3 separate regions of the Homo sapiens genome follow, and regions 1 and 2 are each linked to region 3. The links are chromatin loops, found by intact Hi-C in ENCODE. Cell type or tissue: gastrocnemius medialis. All regions are shown on one strand.

What was found. A loop is a pair of places that touch in the nucleus more often than their neighbours do. Peaks named below come from ENCODE experiments on the same cell type or tissue, not always from the same donor. Only the 100,000 strongest peaks of a DNase experiment are listed, where the experiment ranks them.
Region 1: a loop joins it to region 3, with 2.5 times the contacts of the local background. A loop is called at or near these places in 7 of 110 quality-filtered maps.
Region 2: a loop joins it to region 3, with 4 times the contacts of the local background. A loop is called at or near these places in 9 of 110 quality-filtered maps.

Annotation. Positions count from the first base shown.
Region 1 is chr1:59,518,208-59,523,207 of GRCh38, forward strand. The region is part of intron 7 of FGGY (FGGY carbohydrate kinase domain containing); the gene reads left to right. Among named protein-coding and RNA genes, the nearest start is that of MIR4711, 210 kb to the right of the region's middle. In gastrocnemius medialis, no CTCF peak of the experiment used is centred here; DNase peaks (open chromatin) are centred at 2,174, 3,084, 3,524 and 4,985; H3K27ac peaks cover 4,399 bases.
Region 2 is chr1:59,598,968-59,603,967 of GRCh38, forward strand. The region is part of intron 8 of FGGY (FGGY carbohydrate kinase domain containing); the gene reads left to right. Among named protein-coding and RNA genes, the nearest start is that of MIR4711, 130 kb to the right of the region's middle. In gastrocnemius medialis, no CTCF peak of the experiment used is centred here; a DNase peak (open chromatin) is centred at 2,364; H3K27ac peaks cover 3,970 bases.
Region 3 is chr1:59,688,968-59,693,967 of GRCh38, forward strand. The region is part of intron 14 of FGGY (FGGY carbohydrate kinase domain containing); the gene reads left to right. Among named protein-coding and RNA genes, the nearest start is that of MIR4711, 42 kb to the right of the region's middle. In gastrocnemius medialis, no CTCF peak of the experiment used is centred here; DNase peaks (open chromatin) are centred at 951 and 2,554; H3K27ac peaks cover 4,880 bases.

The sequences.
Region 1 (5,000 bases), 170 kb before region 3:
AAAGGGCCTTTGGTTCATGCCCTAGAACAACACATAGTTTGTTCCAGTAAACAATAAAACATGCCAATAACATTTCTCACCATTATCAGTGTTCTAGAAGACAGGATAAAGGCTGCGATCTAAAGCCTGCGACTTTAGATAATGTGATTTGGGGGGAACATTTATTTATAAGTAGTATATATACTAAATGTAGCATGATGGATAAAGAAATATACTTATTGGCAATAGTCCATTGCGTTTGTAAACTTTTGATTTATGAAGCATGATATGGTTTGGATCTGTGTCCTCACCCAAATCTCATGCAAATTGTAATCCCCAGTGTTGGAGGGGTCCCTAGTGGGAGGGGATTGTATCATGGTGGTGGATTTCTCATGAATGGTTTCGCATCATCCCCTTGGTGCTGTTCTCATGATAGTGCATGAGTTCCCTTCAGATCTGGTTGTTTAATAGTGTGTTGCACCACCCCACTCTCTCTCTTGCTTCTGCTCCGGCCATGTGAAGTGCCTGCTTCCCCATCACCTTTTGCCATGATCGTAAGTTTCCTGAGGCCTCCCCAGAAGCCGAGCAGACACCATCATGCTTCCTACACAGCCTGCAGAACCTTGAGCCAATTAAAACTCTGTCTTCTATAAACTGTTCAGTTTCAGGTATTCCTTTATAGCAATGCGAGAATGGACTAATACAAAACACATCTATGTTCATTATAGAATTTGCTCCTTATAGCAACTTTGTAGTGAAGTTAGGACAGGTATGTGTTCCCTCATTTTGCACAGCAAACAGCTGAGGCTCAGTGTATTATAAACTCAAGAATAGATATTTATCTTACACTTAGTTCTTAAGGCAACTTTATACATACTATTATTCTATTTGTCAGATGAGACAGTTGAGGCTCACAAGACTACCTAACATTCTGAGCTACACAGTTAAATGAGAGATGCGTGACTTAAGCCCATGCTTTGTGCACACTTATCACTGTGTTATAAAGAATGGCCTACCTATTTAAACATGATCCACTCTGCTCTTTAATTTGACCCTAAAAATGTGAGCAAGTAACAAATTTTGAAAAAGGAAAGTCTTTAATATTTATTGACGACCCACTTTACTAGTTCATGGGGTTAGACAGTGACTATGAGAGAGAAGTGGACTTCTGGGAATTTGTATTCTAGTAAAGAAAATAGACAAGTAAATAAACAGTTACGGTTACTTGTGCCGTGTATGGAAGGCTTTGGAAAAACATAAAATGGGCCTAAAATTGAGACTTAAACAATTATTAAAGGATTCCTAGAGGGAGTGATGTCCAGTAATCTAATTACGACACTGCTTTCCCTGTTATTGCTTCCTGGTAAAGTGGAATTTATATATTTTTTGCGACTTTTAAACTTCAACTAGGCTTCATTTCTAATAATAAAATAATAACATTGTTAATTAGAACAAATACAACCACCACTCTGACTGGTACTACTATGATGACCATTTCTTACATGTGTCCTATGTGCCAAGTACTCTACCTGATACTGCTCAGACTTTATATCTTGCTCCTCACGATAAGCCTACAAGGTAGAGGTTGTTTCCCCATTCTGCATGAGGGAATTGAAGGCAGAAAGAATAATGTTTCCACAATCACATAACTAATCTCATAGCAAGATTTGAAATTGAGTCTGCCTCCAAGGTTCATATATCTTTTCTCTAGGCCAGTGGTTCTCAACCAGGGGTGATTTGACCCCTCAGGGGACATTTGGCAATGTCTGGGGACAGTTTTGTTTATTGCTTCTGGGGAAAGGGAAATGGCACTGGCCTGTGGTGGGTAGAGGCCAGGGATGCTGCCAAACACCTTACAATGCCCAGGCCAACCCCCTGCAACAAAGAATTATCCAGCTTCAAATGTCAAATGTCAGTAGCACTGAAGGTGAGAAACCCTATTCTCTCCTGGAACACCTCCAGTGATATTATTTCTCTTCATCAATTCAGCTTATTTCTATAGAAGCCAAAAAGCAGCCCACAATAAGGGTTTTGCTGATACATTAGTACTTTGTTGAAATGTGTTTTGTGAAATTGACTCTTCAGTAAAAGTAGTTGTGAGATTAAGAAAATAATAGAAGTGAAGCCTGAGGAGTAGGGAGGACAGGATGGTTTCTAGCTCATCTATTTCAGAGTCAAGCCACACGGGACAACTTGGCCGTCTTTCAGCACATCATGCACATTCCACCTCCTTTCCTTTGTTACTCATCCATCAGCACTCAGTCTAAATGTTACTTTGTGGAAACATCTCCAAATTTAATCCATTCTTAGAAAAGCACCAATCACTCTCTATGCTGTATCTGTGAAATACTTTACAACTATTTCAGTTTTTTCACCAAATCATGTTCACGTTTGTATGCCCATCATCCAGCATGAAATCCACATAGCTGGTCTTCACTAAATCAATGTAATTATTTAATTACTATTATTAGTAATTAAGATAATAAATATAAGAGGGTTTTGAAAAATCCAGAATAAGAATTGGTAAATATAGGTGAGGGAGACTTTAAGAAAATATAGATTCCCATGCCCTACCCTGCTGAGGATGCCTGGAATCTTGTTCTAAGTGTGGAAAATGTCACCTGGTACCCAGAGGAGACAGCCTGGGGGGATGAGTTGGCACTGAGGACACTGGGGTCAGAAGCAGTATTGATGTGTTTCTGCCAAGTAGGCAGATCAGACCAGAGCAGAACCGTGCTGCGCAGGAGCCAGGCCAGGCGCTGGCCAAAAGCTGGGGGCAGGAGGGAGCTTGTCCAAAATGAGAGAGAATATGGATCCAAAGAGGCAGACGGTCTGCAAGAAATTGGGGGTGGGGGGGGATTAGAAATGCAGATAAAGTCATGCCGTGGAATCTGGAAGGAGAAAACCGTGCCAGTCCCTGAGCAGATAGAGCAAGGACAACTCTGGGAGTTCCTGGATGTGAATCACAGAGGGCAGAGGAAGAACGTATTCATGGGATTGCAAGTTTATTGTTTTAAGTTGAGGTTCGGTTTAATGCGACCCACTACTGCCTGAGACCTCGGCAGTTCATGAGCCGTGGCAACAGCTCATGTGATGGAGGGAGGGGCAGAGAGCATACGTGGGGGGAAGGATAACTGAGTTTCCTGTTCCCAGGCTCCAAGGCTTTCTTGGAGTGCTGTGATTCTCTGGACTGCAGAAGGCTGGCCTTAGCTGAGAGACCAGACTTTGACTCTGTGGAAGAAAACCGAGAGAATCCAGGGCCTGGTGCTATTGCCAGCTCCCCATGTGTCCCCAGTTTTTAAATCTTGTGCCACACGTCAGTGTATATGGCTGTGAACCTGCCATGAAACCATAATATTTTGAGTTTAATACATACACTCCTGTTTGGATAATGAGTAATCATAGGCTTTAGAACTAAAAGGCTGCTCAAAGATTCTGTATACCAAATTCTTCAATTTGCAGATGAGAAAACTGAGGCCCAGACAATGGTGAATCATCCAAAGTTACCCCAGCATATTACTTTCAGAGTCAAATTTAGAATCTGAGTGACCTAGTTCATCAGCCAGGGTCCCCGCCCCATTGTACTACACTGTCTCCAGATTAGGAAAAGGGAATGACTCCTGATTTGTTATTCCATTTTATACCTTATATCCCATTTAATGGCCACAGGCAGCTTCACTGGTGGTTATTAAATAGGTAATTTAGTTTTCCTGAGCCACACTTGAGTAAATCTCTTTGTTTTGTTGTCACAATCTACAAAAAGCTCCAAAGAATCTCCTCCAGAGCTGGAAATAATAAAAACACCTGCTATTCGAGTTCCTTCCAAAGAGCTCAAAGCAGTTATTTTTATTTCACCTACCAATCGTTGAATACCTATGCTGTGCCAAGTGTTTTGCTAGGTACTTGACTATTCACTATTGTGAGCTCACAACCACACTGTGAGCTACAATTATTTTTGGACTTTAACATACAAGGATGAAGGTTTAAGAACCTGCCAAAGGTTACATTTTAATAAATTATAAAGTTGGGTTCCTGGACCCACCGATTGCAGAGCCTATGAGCTCTCCCGTGTTGACCTGGCTAGTGAATCTATTTGTGTGTAGGTATGTTTGTGCCTTTACTTACGTTAGCCCATACTTACACCAATGCATATTTGTATCTATAGTGGAAGATAGAGCTTCTGCTTAATATCCTTCTGGACGTTTGTAGATCTATTTTATGGATGAGAAAGTTGAGGCCCAGGGTGGAGAAGTGACTCTAATAAAGTGTATTTAAAGCAGCACAGGAGTCTGGGTTCCATCAATCATGGGGAATAAGGCCAGGCTTATTAGATCAGGGTAGGAATGGGATGCGTAGCTATTGGGGTTGTGTGGTGGAGAGATAAACAATATTAATGTTGACGTTAATTTTGTTTACTAAATTTGTTAATTAATGCTTACAATCTCAATCTCAAAGATTAATCTTAATCTTTTTGTAGTGACTTGCTGTTTTTAAACTACCCTTGGAATAGGGAAGGTATTTTTACCTCCCACGAATGGTTGGGAAAACTGACCTTCGAGGAGGTGAAGGGATTTGCCTAAGGTTACAGGACCAGGAAGACTGGATCCAAGACTCAAACCCTTATTTGTGTGCCTCTGTCTTCACATCAGCTTTAGTGCAACCCTTGCATCAAACAATGGAAAAGTAGTACCTAGTAAATGGAGCAAGGTGTCTTATTCTGTGCCCAGAGCCTCTCATTTTAAACAAGCTCTGATCATCTCATCTACTACAGAACTGTATCTGGTATTCTGGGGCCATTTTTAAACAGAAGGTTTCACTTATTCTCTCCTGTATTAGTATATGGCCGAGAAAATTAGCTGAGCTGTTATTTTCCTTTGCTGAACTGGGGAACAAAAACAAAAAAACACACAGTAATCCAGCCACTGGTTCTGACACTGCCAAGCACCTGTTAGGAGGACTTCCTACTCCAAGTTCAAAAGGTACGGACTGCTAGAAAAGTGTGTGTTTGGGGGCCCAGAGTC
Region 2 (5,000 bases), 90 kb before region 3:
CAATACAGGAATTACAGAGTTAAGTGAAGATGCAGGCAGGAGTACCTAACCCAGCATTGTGGTAGAAGTCAGGGTTTATGGAAGGCTTTTCAGAGGAGATAACATTGAGTTCAGTCCTACACATGTTCGTTTGTTTGTTTGTTTGTTTGTTTTTGAGACGGAGTCTCACCCTGTCGCCCAGGATAGAGTGCAGTGGCACGATCTTGGCTTACTGTAACCTCCACCTCCTGGGTTCAAGTGATTCTCCTGCTTCAGCCTCCCAAGTAGTTGGTACTACAGGCACGTGCCACCACACCTAGCTAATTTTTGTATTTTTAGTAGAGCCAGGGTTTCACCATGTCAGCCAGGCTGGTCTCAGAACTCCTGACCTCCCAGTGATCTGCTGGCCTTAGCCTCCCAAAGTGCTGGGTTATGCATGTTCTTAAAAGAATATGAATAAGTAAGTGGCTGGGTGCAGTGGCTCATGCCTGTAATCCCAGCACTTTGGGAGGCCGAGACGGGCGGATCACTTGAGGTCAGGAGTTCAAGACCACCTGGCCAACACTGGTGAAACCCATCTCTACTAAAAATATAAACATTAGCTGGGCGTGGTGGCATGTGCCTGTAATCCCAGCTACTTGGGAGGCTGAGGCAGGAGAATCACTTGAACCCAGGAGGCAGAGGTTGCAGTGAGCCGAGATTTTGCCACTTCACTTCAGCTGGGGGACAGAGCAAGACTCAAAAAAAAAAAAAAAAAAAAAGGAATATGTATAAGTTAGCTAGGGGAAAGCGAGAGGGAGTGCCCTCTAATCAGTGAGACAAGAATTTATGAACACTAAGAGTTGAGAAAGAAAATGGCACAAGGGGAATTTCAGGTTCACTTAAGTCTGAGGCCTAGCTTATGATGGGCTTGGTGCAATAAAAATGATGGGGGCAGAGGATTGGGAAATGATAACATAGGGGATTTCAGGAGACAAAAAGGTAAAAGCTACATCAGACAGTCCCATATGTCGTGGCAAGCTGCTCAAGGACTTTAGTAAGGAGAATGATAGAATTAAATTTGTGTATTAGAAAGATCATTGTGGTGGAGGTATGAAAGATTCTCTGAGTGACGCTTAAGAGAGTACAGGATGGAGGACACTATTTGGGTCAGGGAAACGAGTTTAATCCAGTTTCATCACCCTTGTAATAATCCAAGCAAGAAATGATGAAGGGCTGGACTAACGTAGTGGCAATAGTTGGAAACAGGAAGACTTGTGTTTGAAAAATATTTGACAGAGCACCGTGACCTACTGTGGGGCAGATGAGAGCGATGAATGATCAGGAAGTCAAGAATGGTATCCTGAGACAGAGATACTTCTGACATGTCAAAAATATAACGTGCCATCCTTCATCCCAGAGCTACAGAACAAGACATGTCGATTAGCCATCCAGGTCAAAGGTTCCATGTGGAGCTCAGGAGCAAGGCCTGAGTGTGGGATAAAAATTGTCATTGCACACATAGGACTGGATGAGCTGACCCTAAGAGATGTAGGCAGTGAGATGAACATAGGAGAGAATCCAGGAGGGAAGAGAAAGAAGAGCCTACCAAAGAGACGAAGCTAATAATGAGTAGAGGCTGGACCTGCACCCAGCTCTTTGGACACCAAACTTTTCCACCGTCCCAGAAAGTTGCAGAATTAAGCCATCTGTGGCTTAACATGCCTTGAGAGCATACTGTGTCCTAGGATCTTTATACACATTACCCCATCTAGGACTTAGACACAGCTCTGTGGTTAATGAGATGATCCCCATCGACAGATAAGGAAACTGAGTCTCAGGTCAGCAAATGACCTAACCAGAAATATCCAAGTTTGTCAGACTCCTAAGTCTGTGCTCATGTTACTAAACCATGTTTCTGCCTTTAAGATAAGATATGGCTCCTCACTATTTCCTGGGAGAGGCAGACATTAACAGCTATTTACAATTCAATCTGAGAAATGTAGAAATAAAGGTGAATGCTGAGAGCCCCCATTCATAAACAAAATTCTCTATGCTTTTTTTTTTTTTTTTTTGTACCATGTGGTGATCTAGGAGTTGGCTGGATTGTGTATAAATGGTTTTTCTCTAGTAAGACGATAGCACCGTCCATTTGGAGGGTGAGATGAGCCACCATGGAAATACCCGGTCCCACACATGCCTGTGGCTACCCTCTAAAATTCCCAACCTGGCCGGAGGCACTCAAAACAAAACCTCCTGTTCCCTCCCAGGACGACTGGCGCCTGGAGCCTGCCTTTTGCCCCTGCCAGAGGCTTAGGCCAGCCTCGGAGTGATGGCGTTGCAGGGAGGCAGAACAAACGGAGCTGGAGCAGCTCCCCACTCTGAGCCCAGTCATCTCTCCCAGAAGAGGTGTGAGCAGGCTTCTGGGCTTTGTCACCACAGGGAAACTCGGCTGACGGGCACATTGCCTTAGATGAAACTAAGCCAATGGCATGCACTCATGGAGCCAGCTTGAGCATAGACAAAAAGAGAGGCAGGAGCACATGGAAAGAGGCTTCTAATCCCAGCTCCATCATTTCTGATCTTTATGATCCTGGGCAATTTGCTTACCCTCTTCATGCCTGTGTCTTCAGCTATAATATGGGCTGACTGTGTTTGACTCTATAGACTGTCAGGGTAACTCTAAGTCTGAATGCAAATGTACACCTACAAGTCACTTGATATCTGAGTTATGCCCCAGCCCATACTGAATTCCAAGTCCCCCTAGATTATAAACTTCGGGAGGACGGAGACTACATCACTTATTGGCTCTGATGTCTGTCTTTCTATATCTTTTCATGTTTAAAACAGTAGTTTGAAATCAGTGTGTATCCAATAATATTTACTGAATACTTAATCAGCTAATGTAAGATGTTTTAGATAGTAGCCATTAAATACAACTCATGAAGTTGACAGAAAAACCCACAATAATCTTGGCCACAGGTTATGGAGCAAAGCAAGTACTAGGGGTACTACCAACAGAGCAAAGTAAGTACTTCAAGAAGCCCCAGGAGTTAGCCCAAGACAATCCCATGAAGCCCAGGCCATGTGAGGGCAGAGTCTGTGTTGAAATAGCTAGCTGAAGAGTTCTGATTGACCAGCTGGGCTAGAACAACTCAGCTTCATGAAATCTTAGAAAACCTCAAAGACAAAAGAGATATTAAATATTTCTAGTCCAATCAATTGATTTTATAGCTAAGGAGAGTTAGTTATAGAGAGAGAAATAAGTTGGTGGTTCATAATTTGGATCCTGAAAGCCCTCCTCTTCTATTTACTAGCTATTTGACCTCCTGCAGCTTCTATTTCCTCATCTGTGAAGTAAATATAATAATAGGACCTCTCTCATTGGGTTGTCATGAGTGTTAAATGTGATAATATATGTGAAGAACCTAGAAGAGTCTGTAGCATATGATAAATGCAAATAACTCTTAGCAATGACTATTTTATTATTTCTATATGATTTATTATTATAATTGTTAACTGATTTAAAGGCTCATTTCAGTGGGTTTTTTCCCCAACCATAATTGTTTTAAAATTGGATTTTTGAGAATCAGTAGGATCTGTTGATGCAAAACTATACCCATCCTTCAAACCATGCGATCTTTTATTTAAAGTAAAATGCAGAACTTTATATGGGGCCCCCTGAAATCAAAATGTGTTTACAGCTTCATGACTCTGAGCCTTGTCTACATGACTGTTTCTGCCCGGGCTGCCCTTCCTCTCTGCCCAAGCAAGTATGTCCTCCTCGTTCAAAGCCTTGCTTCAAGGTGGCCATCTCTGTGAAATGCTCACTCTTTTCCCAGGCAGTGAGTTATTCCTTCCTTTGGGCTCGTACTGCACTCCTCTCTTACCTTTTTGTAGCACTTGCCATGTTTTGTTGTTATTTTTTTATTTCTACCTGGCTGCCCTGTCAGATTAGGAACTCCCTGAGGTAAGCGACCATGCCACTTCATTAGTAGTAGTAGTAATAGTAATAGTAATATTTTGCCTTATTGTTATAGCTTTATTGAGCTCAGTGTCTGACATACAGTATGCAACCAAAGTTTTTATTACTGTTTTTGAAGTTTTTATAATGATATTTATATCAGACACAAAGAGTACACCAGATGTCTAAGTACAGTTTAAACAAAATACCAAAATGAACACCAGTATTCCCACCACCAAACCTGTGAAAGAGAATATTGCCAATACCTTTTAAGTGTAAGTTTTTAACTGTGTGAGTAAATAAATGTTACTTGTTTTCTTAATTTTGCTTAGTGTTTTAGCTCTTTGAGGTAATTTTGAATCTTGATTTGAACATGTCCCATAATAAGCTATTTTTCCAAGTGTTAGCATCTGAAAATATAAGCTTTTCTTCTGTATCATCTTCTACTCCATTATTAAGCATATTGATTAAACCAAGACCAAGGACAAATCTAGAGACCCCTTTACATGGTTGTGATTACTATTGCCTGTGGTTGTTCAGCCAGTCACCTGACTATTCCATCATACAAGCCTCATTTCAAGGAGAGCTAACGTTTATTTGGTGTTTAACATATAATAAACCATTGATATGTGACAGCTTACTTAATCTTTACAAAAGTCCCCCAGCATTCATGCATTCCTCCCATTTTGGAGTTGAGGAAACTGAGGCTCAGAAAGGCTACCTTACGTAAGATCGCCTAGCTGAGAATTGGGCAGAGTCAGGACTAGAATCACGATGGGCCTTTGTCCCGACCCATAGTTTCTCTTCTGTTGTTCACTGGTATATCAGGGAACACTTAATGGAAACTTTTTAGAAATGAAGATTCCCTAACCTACTTGTCATCAAGGCCAGAAGGTTATGTTCAGTTTGAGTAAGTCTGTGTTGGCTCTAATGGCCCTTGCTTTCTGCTCTTCAAAACAGATGAAAGACTCAAAGAAGTAATGGTAGCCTAAAATTAAGACTATAATTTGGCAGAGACAAATATAGAACCTGATGCCTGACTGCTTTCAGTTTTTGTAACACTGGGCATGTTATTTAA
Region 3 (5,000 bases):
TCGAACTCCTGACCTCAGGTGATCTGCCCACCTCGGCCTCCCAAAGTGCTGGGATGATAGGCGTGAGCCACCTCGTCTGGCCTAGACATTTTTTTAAAAGGTTGGGGAGAAAGGCCAGGTACCCTATCTTCCAGGAACAGACAGTTGGGTTAGAGAAGTATATATAAAGTGACCTGAAACCAGAGAGTGCTGTTGCATAATCTACTCTCTGGTAGTGACTACCAGCAGGAAAGAGTAGCCTGGCTTTGTGTAAGAAATGGGGCTTGAAATGGGCTGGAGTGGAAACATTAATTTAGGACAGGCAGAGAAGCAGCAGGAAGAGGGATTTTTAGATAAAGGTGCTGGTGAGAGCAAAGAAACAGATACAGACAGAACGGAGATCAACGTTAACTCCTGGGAAGGGTCCCAGTTCAGGAGTAGTGAAAAAGAAAGTTGGATAGATAGGACCACAGTTGATTACAGGTAGGGGTTGTTAACCACAAACAGATCAATTAGGAATTTGATCAGCAGTCTTGGGAGTACTTTTTGCTCAGTATTCCCTTATCCTTTAACTGTCTTTTAAAAAAATGTTGCAAGCTGATAGTCTCACTTTAAAAAAAAAAACGTTAAGTCCTTCTTAGATAATACTGCTTTCTGCTTAAGAAAAATAGCTTTTAAATTAGTTCAGCCTGTGAGTAATAATAAAAGTTTATTACTTATCTCTCACAGTTTTGAAGAGTCTCTAAAATAGAAGGGAATACTCTTTAAATGCCCCTAAAGTGCTATCCTCTTTCACTACAGTTCATTTGTGTATAGGGTGTTATAAAATCACACATTTGAGAATTTCAGGATGGAGAAAGCACCTTCTGAAGCAATGTCATTGAGAGATGGGGAGCAAGCCACTTTCTACCAGCTCAAAATCTACTCCCTCCTCCCTCCCCAACCCCTCCCTGACACCTGGGCCTAGAGGAGCCTGTGTGTTGGATAGAGTTGACGGCAGTGAAATTCCTACCAAGTTGGCCCTTTCAGTTTCACCTGTCAGTGTCTCTGATGAAGAGGGATCTTGACAAACCAGACTGGTTTGGATAATTGGACTACAGCAGTTGTCTTCATCTCAGTAAACTGACTAACCACTACAGAGGCTGGAGGAGAAATTTATAGAAAATCCTAAAATGGAAATTGAAGCAAGTGTTTCAATGACTAGGAAACAACAGGCTTTAGTGAGGTTCCAACATATTATAGTATGGTGGGGTGCTGGGACTCCTGTCTTCAAGGGGCCCCTAAAAGTGATAGAGGGGATTCATTTAGTATGCCCCAGCTGCCATTTAAGCACTTTGTGGTTATTGGCTCACTTAGTCCTCACAACGGTCCCATGAGATCCTGATATTAGTTGTACTTTGCACACAAGGAACCTGAATCACCAAGAGGCCACGCGCTTTCCCAAGCTTACATAGCTGGTAAAAGGTGAAGCTCAGATACAAACCCAGATTTTCTGACTCTGTGGTCTGTTCACTGTAAATACTGAAACCCATCTCTATAAAGCTCCTTTGGGAAACTCATCTTGGTGAGGCCCACCTCTACACGGCCCTACCCCCATGTGCCCATCTCTTGCACCGCCCTTAGATGTTGCCATGTTTGCTGATCTCACTCAAGTGTGAGCTTCCATATAAGGGTCCAAGTCTTACTGATCCTTAGCCAGTAGTCAGTGCTGGATACATGTATGCTGTACCAGACTGGAGGTGAAGTTTTACAGAGACTTTGTAATCTTCCTGAAGCTGGCTAAGAAGGCAGCCACCTGTGACTAGTTACACAGAAACCCAGCCACTTAAAGCAGTGGCACTGCTGGGGATGGACTTAGATTTAAAGTCGCTAGCAGGTAAAATCTGACCTATGTCTCCAGAAACAACTTTACTTGTGCACATTAGCTGTGACTGTAAACTGCTGCTTAACGGTTCTCACTTGCTCTAATTTTTCAAAGACTGACTCCCCAGTCATTAGAGTCTGTTCTGTTACTAGTAACTCAGTGGATGATCTGGAACAAGAGGTCTACCTCTTTGGGCCACAGTTTCCTCATCTTTAAACTGAAAGAATCAGATTCTGGTTTTCAAAAATGTAAAGCAGTGGAACCTTTGGGAGGCCAATACAGAAAACAGAAGGTGAACTGTGTCTCTGGCTTATCCATCACACCCTCTTTCCCCACTGCCTGGCAGCCTTGGAGGGTCTTTGCTGAACATAAGCACTGGACTAGATCTTTCCAAAGGAAATAACTGAAAATATTATAATGTTTAATAATGATACTTAATAATTCAATAATAAAGTAACTTCAAAATAGCCTAGCCTACCTTGAGAAAAGCAGGTTGGAGGGCCCTCACCATGGGGTCACTGTGCCTGTCTGTGTTACTGTCAAACATTGTGTGTTCCAGGCACGGAGGGGTGTCAGCTCAGCCTGATAATGTACAGTGGATTGGGGAAGCTAAAGCCTCTGGGCCTCATTCTCCTTGGCTGAAAACAGACTGCGTGTCATGGCACTGGTGAATTAGAAATTCTATCCAGCCACTCTTGGAGATTGATTTTCCGTCTGGGGATCTGACCTCTTGCTTCACTAGCAGAGGGGATCAGACTGTTCTGGGAGGAGTCAACGAGCTGGCCCTCAGAAAAGCCTTCTCTTTCTTTTTTGTTCTTTTTTTTTCTTTTCTTTTTTTTTTTTTTTTAACTGTATGTTTCAAAGGGAAAGTCTGATTACTTTGGGGACTTAACACTACCAGTTTGAATTCTTCTTGGTACTTACAGCCTTAAGATATCCATACACCCCCACATCCGTCCTTTGTGCTAGAAGATTACTGAAGATTTAATTCCATTTATGTCATTGGATTTGTAAAAAACCCCTTTTGGATTCAAAGATGAAGGCCTCACTTACTTTATTTTTGTCATTTTCACAGACCCCTTATGTAAATGCCTCAAGAGTAAGAATCTTGCTCAAGTGATTTTTGTATCTCCAATGGCTAACAAGGAGCCTGACATAGAGTAGCTGCTTGGTAAATATGTGTTCATTCATTCAACAAATACCCCCAAGGTACAACGATAAGAAAAATAACTATAGTCCTAATACTGATCACCTCTGCAGTTGACTGGAAGAGACAGTTAAAAAGATAAGTACAAATAAATGTATCTTGGGTTAAGTGCTATAAAGGAAAAGAACAGGTTCAATGGAAGGAAAAATTAGAATTGTTGATACATGAATGGAAGTAAATGACCCGGACTTCCAACTCTAAATCTCTGTCTCATTTCACCTCTTTGTAAATAATCATTGCTATTATGTTAAATATCACAACTACTGTCATTTCTTGTTTACCCACTACATTCTAAGCTTGGTGCTGACATCTTTGTATTTATTATATAAAATTCTCAAAATTACTCTGCCCGTTAGGCTTTCTTATCACTTATTCCAAATGCAAAAATAAGGTCCAGGGAAGATAATTATGTAACTTGTTCATGATTGGAGAGCTAATAAGTGTCAGAGATGAATTGAACCAAAGTTGGTGTGACAAAGCCTCTGTTTTAAGCAAAAGGGAAAAAAAATTCTCATTAACTCCAAGGATTATCATCAGGAGTCCAACAGGGTTCCCAATTTGGGAACTACTATATCATTATCATATGGCAAATGGTCCACTATGTTAGATGAGAGGACAAAAAAAAAAAAAAAAGTTGGGGGAGAAACTTTGCTGTAGAGTGGGAGGGAAAAAGAGGAAGATAGTCTTCTTGCATGGGCCGTCTTATCAGCCTAGCAATAATAAACTATCACCATAGCAACAGGAAGTCTAATTGATGGCAGATGTTGAGCCACTTTAAAAGCCACGCCAACTGAATGCCAAGCTGATGCTGTAAACCTCTCTCCTCTCCCGCGGCTAGACTAATCATGCTATGGTCATATTGGAGAGACCCATCTTTCAAGGGTGGAAGAAACTCTGGACTTGGCATCAGAAGACTTGAGTCTGAGCCTCACATCTGCCCGTGCTGAGCTCTGTTGCCTTGAGCAAGTCAGTTCATCAAAAGTAGAAGATAGTTATCATTAATTTTATCATCATTATTACTACCAGTAGTAGGAACTCTCTGAAATTCAATTTCACAATCTAAAAGATAGATAATATTTGTGTAAGCATCGTCAGAAGGTTTAAATGGAATAAAAGATGTGGAAGTGCTTAGTAAACTATAAAGTAATTCACAAATACAAAATATTAACACCAAGAGACAGCTTGACGTGCTAGAAAGAGTTTGCATTGGCATCAGACAGATATGGCTGCTTACAGACTGCTTCATCTGAACGCATCACTTACATGCTCAGCCTCAGTTTTCTATCAGTAAAATTTCTTAGTGTAAATCTGTAAAATGTTCTACCCATGTTACAAACCTGTGGCTTAATTAACCTCTCTACACTTCAGTTACTCCTCTGTAAAATGGAGGTGGCACTGGCACCTCCCTCATAAGGTCGTTGTGATGATTAAGTAAGTTAATACAGGAAGAACATTTAGAACAGTGCCTGGCACAGGCAGCGTGTCATACATATTAATGGTGGTAATGGTAGTGGTGGTGGAGAAGAAGAAGAGGAAGGAGAAGAGGAGGAAGAAAGAGCAATTGAAATCATATACGTGCATAGAACTGTGAAAGCTGGTGGTAATGGTAGTGGTGGTGGAGAAGGAGAAGAGGAAGGAGAAGAAGAGGAAGGAAGAGGAGGAGGAAGAGCAGTTGAAGTCATATACGTGCACAGAACTGGGAAAGCTGGCCAGGCTCGGTGGCTCACACCTGTAATCCCAGCACTTTGAGAGGCTGAGGCCAGTGAATCCCTTGAGCCTAGGAGTTTGAGACCAGCCTGGGCAACATGGTGAAAACCTGTCACTACAAAAAATACAAAAATTAGCTGGATGTGGTGGTGTATGCCTATAGTCTCAGCTACTCGGGAGGCTGAGGTGGGAGGATTGCTTGAACCTGGGAGGCAGAAGTTGCAGTGAGCCAATGTTACGCCA